Linked DNA regions of Homo sapiens: region 2 is linked to region 1. The links are chromatin contacts, found by Hi-C or POLR2A ChIA-PET in ENCODE. All regions are on one chromosome and are shown on one strand. Each heading gives the region's core, a stretch centred on a gene start or an enhancer-like site at or near the end of the contact. The rest is flanking DNA. Distances are from core to core; before and after follow the strand shown. Region 1 overlaps ZFAND4 (zinc finger AN1-type containing 4). Region 2 holds the start of WDFY4 (WDFY family member 4).

Region 1 (5,400 bases), core at 1,752-4,251:
GGCATTAAACACTATATAATTCTATCTTAACATAATGGTTCAGTAAACACAGGGTTCTTGTGCTACTTCAAGAGTTATTACTATAAACATCACATAGTTATTACTATAAACATTTATAGTTATTACTATAAATGTCACATAGGACAATTACCTAAATCCAATTAATTAAAAGTCTCTGGTATCAGGAGTGCTAAAAGGCCCTAACATTATTAACTTTGTTTTTCTCTAACCTATAAAAAGCAGTCCAACAGCCAAAGTAGCATATCTCATTAAATCCTCTTGAAATAGCTAAGAAAAAGATGGCAATAATCCTATTTTCTAACCAAAATTATTAAACATAGGGATATAATTTGACATGTGGAAGCAAGCCAGGAGTAGAATCAATACTTATCCTTCGGTTTTCTGGTTAGTGAAGGATCAAATAAATCTGAAGGACTTCCTCAAAATGAGGTCCACAGAAGAGGATGCTCTGACTAGTCTCCTCCACTTCATGGGAATTCATGTGACATACCTGACTCAGGGACCAATGTGAATACTGCCGTCTCTTCTTGTGCTTAATAAAACCCTCTCATCAATCAAGTCTCCACTAATGTCATCTTTTTCGAGGGCCCTTCCTACCCTATTTTCTGCATAGCACTTACAACCATTAGGAGTTACATCGACTCTTTACACATTTATTGTAGGCACTGTCATGAAGCAGAGACTTTCTCTCCCATGTCTACCATACTTGGAACATTGCACTGACCATTCAGTAGACGCTCAATACGTATTTGTTGAATGAATGACTGGATTTCAGAACTACTTATATTCTGAGAAAGGATGCAACCGGGGCCATGATAATATCCATGAAACCCAGACACATCACAAACCAGGTAAACAGGCAATGTTGGAATTTTGCAAAACGATCATCATCTTGGGATTTGAAGATCTGGTAGATTTAAAAATAAACAAGACTCGTATGAAACTAAACACAATGGTAAAGTAGTATTTATAGTATGTCATTCCATTTCTGTTCCCTATACTGGCAAAAGGTTTATTTTTAAACCTCTCTGAATTGGATCAGGAATCATGTGATTTTTCTGAATTGTATTTTAGAGTTCCAGCCTCTAGGCATTTAGGTTTTAAAGAACAATGCCTAGAGAATCAAATGTGATTTTTCTAAGACCTAATAGCAGAAAGGAAACCTAAATAAAACCTGAGGCTATAAAAATACTAACTGACATAAAGAATGTTACTGTCAAATTGCTTTAATATATATATATGCCTACCTCTTCTAGTATTTATAGGTCCGCCACGCATAGCCAAAACTAGCTTCAAGGTACACCCTTCTGAAATGCTGTGGATAGTTAACACAAAAATAAATCATAATCATCAAAATGCATTCAGTTAAATGTACACATAATTATGTGCTGGCTTATCAGGCAGAGTGGCCACTCTCTAAAATATAAAAAGATATAGCAATGTAAATACATATAAAATGTTAACATATTTACTGGTACAAATAATAAAAAAGGTGAAACAAATTCTCATAAGCCATAAAGAAATCCAAGAATAAACATACTGGAAAAGACCTCTGTGATTACGTGTTTTAGCCTGTTCATTTCACATTAAGGAAAAGGAGGCCCAGAGAACAAAAGTGGCATGCCGGAGACCCAAAGTGCAGAAAATAGCAAATCTATTTAATAAAACAGAAAATAGAAAAATAACAAGGTCTCCTGACTCTCAGTGCTCTTACAGCTATTCCACACTGCCTCTTATCCTTTTACTCTTTTCTTAACAAAAGAGTGATGAATTATGTGAAAGAGGGGAGAAATAAGAGAGACAAAGTGTCAGAAAGTACGTTGGTAGTCACTGGTGCACACAGCATTGCTTAGTAACAAAAGGAGGGCTTAATGAGAAAGGAAAGACTTTGGGAAGAACAATTCTCTCTTATCCAAAACTCTTGTAAAAACAGAAAGAAAGGAACATAGCCAGGAAGGAATGGTTCAATATTCAAAGAAAGGAGAAAAGTAGGCAAGAAGATAATAGGAGGATTTCAAAAGGCAGGAGATAAACAGCTTGACATGAAAAATGAAAAGGGAAAATAAATGTATCAGAGGATAAAGGTTAAAGTAGTATACAGTACCAAACTAATGCATCTAAAGTTCAGGATGTATAATGAAATCTAGGAATGTGAACTATTCAGGAGAAAAACAGACATGATCTAAGAGTTCAAAAGAAAAACATTAGCATATGGAGTCATAATACTAAGTGCCTACAAAACAGCCAATATGCAATTACACTCACTTGTAATCATTCAAGCAATAATCATTTTCAAGTTCCATGTTATTCCAAATTAAGTGTTGTCGACAGATGGGAATACCTTAAGGGAAAGTTATTAAAAAAAAGTGTTAAAGAATTCAATAGCATCTCCAAAAGAGTATGATACAAATCTATTTCATTAAGGAACTAAGAGCACTAAAAAATTAAACATTCTTCTAAATTGAATGCTAGGTGCTAAAATTTACAGAATCATAGGTAGAAGGCATGCCTAAAAGGAGATATAGTCCAATCCATTCACTGTAGAAAAGAACAGCATGTTGCAATAACTCTCTGGTCCTAAAACAAGGTATAAGATAGGGATCCCTTTAAAAGGCAAGATATCATGCTCCTGCACAGCAAAAGAAACTATCAACAGAGTAAAGAGATGATCTACAGAATGGGAGAACATATTCACAAACTATGCATCTGACAAAGATCTAATATCTACGATCTGTAAAGAACTTAATTCAACAAACAAAGAACAACCCCATTAAAAAATGGGCAAAGGACATGCATGAACAGACACTTCTCAAAAAAAGACATATATGTGGCCAACAAATATATTTAAAAAGCTCAACATTACTAATCATTAGACAAATGTAAATCAAAACCACAATGAGATACAAGCTCACACCTGTCAGAATGGCTATTAATAAAAAGTCAAAAAATAACTGATGTTGTCAAGGTTGAGGAGAACAGGGAACGCATACACTGCTGGTGGGAATGCAAATTAGTTCAGCCATTGTGGAAAGCAATGTGGAGATTTCTCAAAGAGTTTAAAACAGAACGACCATTGAACCCAACAATCCCACTACTGGGTATATACCCAGAGAAAAATAAATCACTCTATCAAAAAGACACATGCACTAGTATGTTCATCACAGTACTATTCACAATACAAAAGAGATGAAATCAATCAAGATGCCCCTGCAACAGTGGACTGGACAAATAAAATGTGGTGCATATACACCACAGAACACCATGCGGCCATAAAAAGAATAAAATCATGTCCTTTGCAGCAACATGAATGCAGCTGGAGGCCATCATCCTAAGAGAACAAATGCAGGAACAGAAAACCCAAATAACATGTGTTCTCACTTATAAGCAGGAGCTAAACACTGAGTATATATGGAGACAAAGATGGGAACAATAAACACTAGGGACTACATGGGGAGGGAAGGGGATGTGGGTTGAAAAACTACCTATCGAGTACTATGCTCACATCCTGGGTGACAGGATAATTCATACACCAAACTTCAGCAACACACAATTTACCCACGTAACAAACCTACCCATGTATCCACTGAACCTAAAAGTTGAAAAAACAAAAAAAGATATTGGGCTGGGCACAGTAGCTCATGCCTGTAATTCCAGCACTTTAGGAGGCCGAGGCAGGTGGATCACGAGGTCAAGAGATCGAGACCATCCTGGCCAACATGGTGAAACCCCGTCTCTACTAAAAATACAAAAATTAGCCAGGCATAGTGGCAGGCGCCTGTAGTAGCAGCTACTCTGTAGGCTGAGGCAGGAGAATCACTTGAACCTGGGAGGCAGAGGTTGCAGTGAGCCGAGATTGCGCCACTGCACTCCAGCCTGGCAACAGAGTGAGACTCCATCTCAAAAAAAAAAAAAGATATCATGAATCAGGCCTGAAGAGTTTAGTATTTGAGGCCTAAAATGGAAATCAAAAGCAAGCAGGAGTAGCTATTCTTATATCAGAGAAAACAGAGTTTAAAGCAACAATATTACAAAAAAAGACAAAGAAGGTCATTATATAATGATAAAAGGATCAATCCAACAAGAAGATATTACAATCCTAAATATATATGCACCTAACTCTTGAGCTCCCAGATTCATAAAACAATTGCTATCAGGAAAAGAGATAAACAACAACACAATAATAGTGGGGGACTTTAACACTCCACTGACAGCACTAGACAGGTCATCAAGCCAGAAAGTCAACAAAGAAAAAATGGACTTAAACTGCACTCTAGAACAAATGGACCTAACAGATATTTACAGAACATTCAACCGAAGAACTGAAAAATATACATTCGTCTCATCAGCACATGAAACATTCTCCAAGATAGATCATATGAGAAGCCACAAAAAAGTCTCAAAAATTTTTAAAAAATCAAAATTCTATCAAGTATCCCCCCCAGACCACAGTGGAATAAAATTAGAAATCAACTCCAAAAGGGAATCCTCAAACTATACAAATACATGGAAATTAAACAATCTGCTCCTGAATGATTTTTGGGTTAACAATGAAATCAAGATGGAGATTTAAAAATTCTTCCAAAGGAATGATAATAGTAATACAAGTTATCTAAACCTCTGGGATACAGCAAAAGCAGTGCTAAGAGGAAAGTTTATAGTGCTGAATGCCTACATCAAAAAGTCTGAAAGGTCACAAACTGACATCACAGTTTGATGTGTAACATCACACCTCAAGGAACTAAAGAAACAAGAACAAACCAAACCCACAGCTAGCATTAGAAAAGAAATAACAAAGATCAGAGCAGAACTAAATTGAATGGAAACAAAAAATACTAAAGATCAATAAATAAAAGTTTGGTTCTTTGGAAATATAAACAAAATCCACAGGCCATTAGCTATATTAATCAAGAAAAGAAAACAGAAAATGCAAATAAACTCACTGAGAAATAAAAATGGAGACATTACAACTTACACCACAGAAATACAAAAGATCATTCAAGATTACTATAAATACCTTTATGCACATAAACTAGAAAATCTAGATGAAATGGATAAATTCCTAGAAACATACAATCCTCCTACCTTAAGTCAGGAAGAAATAGAAATCCTGAACAGACCAGTAACAAGCAGTGAGAATGAATCAGTAATTTTTAAATTGCAAACAACAAAAAAAGCCCAGGGCCAGATGGATTCACAGACAAATTCTACCAGACATTCAATGAATTGGTACTGGCCGGGCGCAGTGGCTCACGCCTGTAATCCCAGCACTTTGGGAGGCCGAGGTGGGTGGATCACGAGGTCAGGAGATCAAGACCATCCTGGCTAACACAGTGAAACCCCATCTCTACTAAAAATACAAAAAATTAGCTGGGCGTGGTG
Region 2 (5,159 bases), core at 401-2,900, 3.0 Mb after region 1:
CAGGAGGCTGAGGCAGGAGAATGGCGTGAACCCCGGGGGGCGGAGCCTGCAGTGAGCCGAGATCGCGTCACTGCACTCCAGCCTGGGCGACAGCGAGACTCCGTCTCAAAAAAAAAAAACCTCTCTTGCAAATATTATTTGATTTGTTCCTTCTAACAAGGCATTCATTCATTCTGCAAATAAGATGTCAATTATCTCAGTTAAGATAGTGAGAATTTCAACCTTGAGTTTCTAGCTCTGAATTTAGTGCTCTTTACCTGCCTGCTGCTGGCTACCCGGCAAGGTGCTGGGGTGGGTAGAAGGTAGGAGACCTGGGTGCAGGTGGGCCCTCCAGCAGACTTTGCGAGATCCCACTATGACAGACTCTCCGCGCTTCCTCTGGGCATTCACAGGCATGGGGTCCTGGCCTGTCCCATGCTGGCCACCCTTCCTGCCTCTGTGGAAGTTCCTCTGTCTAATCCGCTCTTACCATAGGCCTCTGATTTCAGGCAATATCTTCTTGTAGATTTTATTTATGATTTCATTGGTGACAATGACGAGGGGTTTTCATCATATACAACAAACACTTCACTGCAAATTCTCTAAGGTTTTCTCTTTCCCTTGGCTGGCACTGCATGTATCCTTTCAATTTCTCTTTTCTTTTCTTTTTTTTCTTTTTTTTTTTTTTGAGACGGAGCTTCGCTCTTGCTGTCCAGACTGGAGTGCAGCTGGATAGATCTCCTATTTTGGCTGCTGTCTACTGACAAGTTTGCACTGGTGGAGGTTGAGGTTTTGTGACAAATGTTATTTTCCTCTTTAAACCAATCTTGGAGCTTTACTCCATGTCATAACAAGTGATGTTGTTGCTGCCTCTCAGTCAGTCATGCATGGTCCACTGGTTTTGTGAGCTAGAGACAAGCGATGAGCTGCACTGAGGATCAAGGATCAGGCATTAGCGCTAACAAGTGCCCTTGCTCTTTGGCAAAATTCTCCTTTTACAGAGCACAAGCAGGATTGTGTGTGAATGGACATGCTTGTTTGTACTGTGGAGATGACGTTATGGATAGGTGACATGGATAATTCAGCCTAGTTTATATACTCAGAGGAATGAGAATTTGGAGTCTGAGTTTCAGAGACTTCCATTCTATGGTTTTAGATGTCCTCTCATCCTTGCCTCAGTGTTGGCCGCAGGAGGACTCCCCTCATTGGTGGTTCAAGTTCTATCTGAGGATGGGGGAGGAAGAAATCCAAGTGGGCAACTCTGAGCTTGGTGGGGTGAGGGCTGCCCAACCCATGCCATGTCCAGGGGTGCACTTAAACACACCTCTGATTAGATTCACCTAACACCATCATTGTTCTCATTTTGCCAGAGGCCCAGAGAGGAGAGGTGTGCACCAGTGGTCACACGGCTAGTGAAGAGGGGACACAGAATCCAGACCTACTCTTCTAGGGCTGGGCTGTACTTTCCATTTTGTCCTTGGCCCCAACCAGCACCGCTTGACCACGGAGGCTGCACAGCCAGCCCCAAGGGGCCTTGCTGCAGAACCCAAGTCACCCGCCAGAACTCCAGCAGCTCCGTGGTCGGCTGGAGAGTGGGCAGAGTCAGGCATCTGCCGGCTCTCCACTTCTGCTTTCTCCAGGAAATGAGCAGAGACCCAGCTCCAGTGATTCAGAGTGAAACGGCGCTGAGGACTGACGATGTGGGGCCGGGTCCTCTTCCCCCGAGCCTGAGGGGCTGCAGCTGGGGATAGGGGGCCCATGCCTTCTGATGTCTACAGGCGCTGACGGCCACCCCTCCAGGTAGGCCACCTTGCTCTTGGCCCAGCCAGGCCAGCCTAGAGGTGGGCATATGGGCGCCGCCTGTCAGCGTGGGGCCTACTGGCTGCCTCCTGGGAGGCTGACTATGGGGCACATGTGACCCAGTGCCTGGTTTGGGTTTGTGAATGTGGGAGAGGAGGTGAGCTGGGGAGCAGGAAGTGTGTGTGGCGTGGGGGGCCCATGTGGTCAGGGCCACTCCAGGGCCTGGGTCTGCCTGAGTGTGTGTCACTGCTGAAGTTTGGGAGTCAGGCTGGGCTCCAGCAGCACTCCTCGACCTCTGACGGTAGGTCAAGTCCTTTCTCGGGGTCCTGCTATGAAGGGAACCCTGGGAAGGGCTGACACGGGCTTTCCTGGTTGTCGAGGGGGCGGAGAGAGCAGGCCGACAGGACAGTGAGGCTCGCCCTCCAAGCTCCCTCATAGGCCTCTGAGGAGTGCAGAGTTGGAGGGCCATTTCCAACGGGCCTCAGAGGGAGCTGGTCTATCCCGGCCCTGTCATTACTCCACTGGGTTCTGGTAAGTAGGTGCCTCCCTGGGCTCACTTCCCTCATCTGAATTATTACAGCAAACCATTGAAACGCCTGCATTTTCTGCCTAAGCAGGGCCACCTGCTCAGTAAGGACTGATTCTTCTTTTCCCCTGAAATGAAACTTCTAGAACACTAAACCGATCCTTTGTCCCAACTCATCTAAAGTGTGGGGGGGCTGGTTTGATAACTAAGGGCTCTATGCATTACCCTTTCCATGGAGCACACTAATTTTAATATGAGTTTATGTATAGTCATTCATTTAGTTATTTAACAAATAGGTATTGAGAAACCACGCCCTGCCAGGCTCTGGTCAAAGCGGACAGGGGTCTACGGTGCTCAGCAGGTGGGAGAATAGCAGGTAGGGTGGGGGTCTTGGGAGGGTGGGGATGGCTCTAGTCTTCTGAGAGGGGACCTGTGAGGGAGGCCGAGTCCTGTGGGTTTCTGAGAAGTGTTCTTGATAAGGGTCTGGAGGAGGAGACCTCGTGGAGGTTGGTGTGGCAGAGCCGGGTAAGGGGCATGCCTGGGGTTCTGGCCAGAGAGGTAGGGAACAGGGTCAGGTCAGGGAGGCCCTTCCTGTCTGTCCATCCTGAGCACATGGGCTATTCTTTCATGAACTTGGAAAGATTTTCTGTGTTGAAAGAAAAGAAAATTTCGGCCAGGCGCAGTGGTTCACGCCTGTAATCTCAGCACTTTGGGAGGCTGAGAGGGGCAGATCACCTGAGGTCAGGAGTTCAAGACCAGTCTGGACAACACGATGAAACTCCATCTCCAAAAAAAAAAAAAAAAAAGAAGGAAAGAAAAGAAAATTTAGAAAGACCATAATAAGATAGAAGTAATAAAAACAGCATAAACCCTGTGTGCTGACACCTTAGATTTTTTTAAAGATCAGCATCATCTCTGAGGTCCTCTTCATGCCCATCTTTCACCTTCCCTCTTCAGAAGCAGCAACAGTCCAGAATTTTGGGTTTATTGTTCCCTTGCTTCTTTTTCTAATTTTACATCCCATATTTAAATCGCTATATATGTATGATTGCAAGTTGTTGAACTCTGTAAACATGGAATTAAATATTCTTTTAAAATTTGCCTAATTGGTTCAAAAGTTTGTTTCTGAAATTTCTTCATATTGTTGCATGTACCTGTAGATAATTAAAGTTTTCTGCAGTACAGTATTCTATTAGATGAGTGTACCTCAATATATTTATCTGAGATGCTGTTGATGGCATTTTAGGTATTTCAAGAGTTTATTTTTTTTTCTATTATAAGCAGTGCCGCTAGAACTATTTTTGTACATGCATCTTGGGGCATGTGTGCAAGAATTTATCTTGGGTATATACTCTAGAAATAGAATTGGTGGGTCATAGGTTGTACATATCGTCAGCCTTACTGGATGTCACCACGTTGTTTTCCAAAGTTTTTGCCTCATTTTACCCACCCCTCAGCAATGCACCAAAGTTTCTGTTGCTCCACTTCTTCATCAGCATTTGATATTGTCTGGTACTGTATTTCTGCCAATCTGGTAGAAATGAAAAGCTATCTTAGCATGTTTTTAATTTGCATTGACCAAATTACTAAGGTTGGACATCTTTTTCATATGTTTATTGGCCATTTGGGGTCCCTTTTCCTGTTCACATTTTTTGGCCATTTCTCATCGGGTTACCTGTCTTTTATCCTATTGATTTGCCATAATTCAATACATATTCTGGGTACTACTTTTTGTCATTTATATATATAACAAATATTTTTCATTTGTTGGTGCCTTGTCTCCTTATATTCCTGTGGTTTTTATTAATGACTGAATTTCTTAGTTTCAAATAAGTTTATCCACCTGTCGCTTTATGATTTATACTTGTTATGTGTTATCTAAGAAATTCTCCACTATAAGGTTGTAAAATTATTCTCATATTATTTTCAAAAAATGTTATAATATTACTTTTTACACTGAAGTCTCTAGTCTGCCTGGAAATGGCTTTTGTGTATGGCGTGAGGTGGGAAGAAACTTTATTTTATTCTGCTTTTCCCATATGGATAACCAAGAGTCTTGGCACCATTTATTTAATAGGCCATTCTTTTTTTTTTTTTTTTTTTTTGAGATGGAGTCTTGCTCTGTCACCCAGGCTGGAGTGCAATGGCATGATCTTGGCTCACTGCAACCTCCACCTCCCAGGTTCAAGCAATTATCCTGCCTCAGCCTCCCTAGTAGCTGAGATTACAGGTACATGCCACCACACCTGGCTAATTTTTTTTTTTTTTTTTTGAGACAGATTCTTGTTCTGTCACCCAGGCTGGAGTGCGGTGGTGCGATCTCAGCTCACTGCAACCTCCACCTCCCAGGTTCAAGCGATTCCTCTGCCTCAGCCTCTCCAGTAGCTGGGACTACTGGCGTGCGCCACCACATCTGTCTAATTTTTGGGTTTTTTAGTAGGGATGGGGTTTCACTGTGTTGGTCAGGCTGGTCTTGAACTCCTGACCTCAGGTGATCCACCCACCTCGGCCTCCCAAAGTGCTGGGATTACAGGCATGAGCCACCACACCCGGCCTAATAGGCCATTCTTTAGTCACTGATCCATGATAGCTCTGTTGTGAGTTGAGTTGTCATGTGCATGGGGGTCTTTCCTGGTTCTCTATTCTGTCAATTTGTCTAACCCTTTGACAATGCTAGACAACATTGTTAACCACAGGTTTATAATAAATTTCGGTATCTGGAAAGAGCCTCCCCATTCTTTTCTTCTTCCATCCTGTCTTGAGAATTCTTGGTATTTTACTCATTCATATAAATTTCAGAATTGGCTTTCAACAGAAAAAAAAACTATGTTCAGATTTGACTGGAAATATAATT

Evidence for each region. A loop is a pair of places that touch in the nucleus more often than their neighbours do. ChIA-PET counts read pairs that join two places held with the same protein, here RNA polymerase II (POLR2A). Pooled maps may share reads with other maps.
Region 2: a loop to region 1 is called in a map with no recorded cell type, with 6 times the contacts of the local background. The contact joins the promoter of WDFY4 here to the enhancer-like site in region 1. A Hi-C loop is called at or near these places in 2 of 37 single-sample maps with no recorded cell type and 4 of 50 pooled maps. POLR2A ChIA-PET finds 5 or more read pairs at or near these places in 1 of 52 experiments (H1).

What each region holds. Positions count from the first base shown.
Region 1 is chr10:45,650,698-45,656,097 of GRCh38, forward strand. ZFAND4 (zinc finger AN1-type containing 4) reads right to left here. Exons shown (of 10, transcript NM_174890.4): 3 at 2,287-2,362; 4 at 1,269-1,336. Among named protein-coding and RNA genes, the nearest start is that of ZFAND4, 19 kb to the right of the region's middle. RefSeq lists an enhancer at 3,899-3,998. Within about 2 kb of position 3,002, at least 2 of the 41 ENCODE cell types and tissues checked have a DNase peak (open chromatin) inside an H3K27ac peak, as active enhancers do.
Region 2 is chr10:48,683,223-48,688,381 of GRCh38, forward strand. WDFY4 (WDFY family member 4) reads left to right here and starts at 1,651. Exons shown (of 62, transcript NM_001394531.1): 1 at 1,651-1,779. RefSeq lists enhancers at 573-652, 1,583-1,882, 1,901-2,441 and a silencer at 873-922.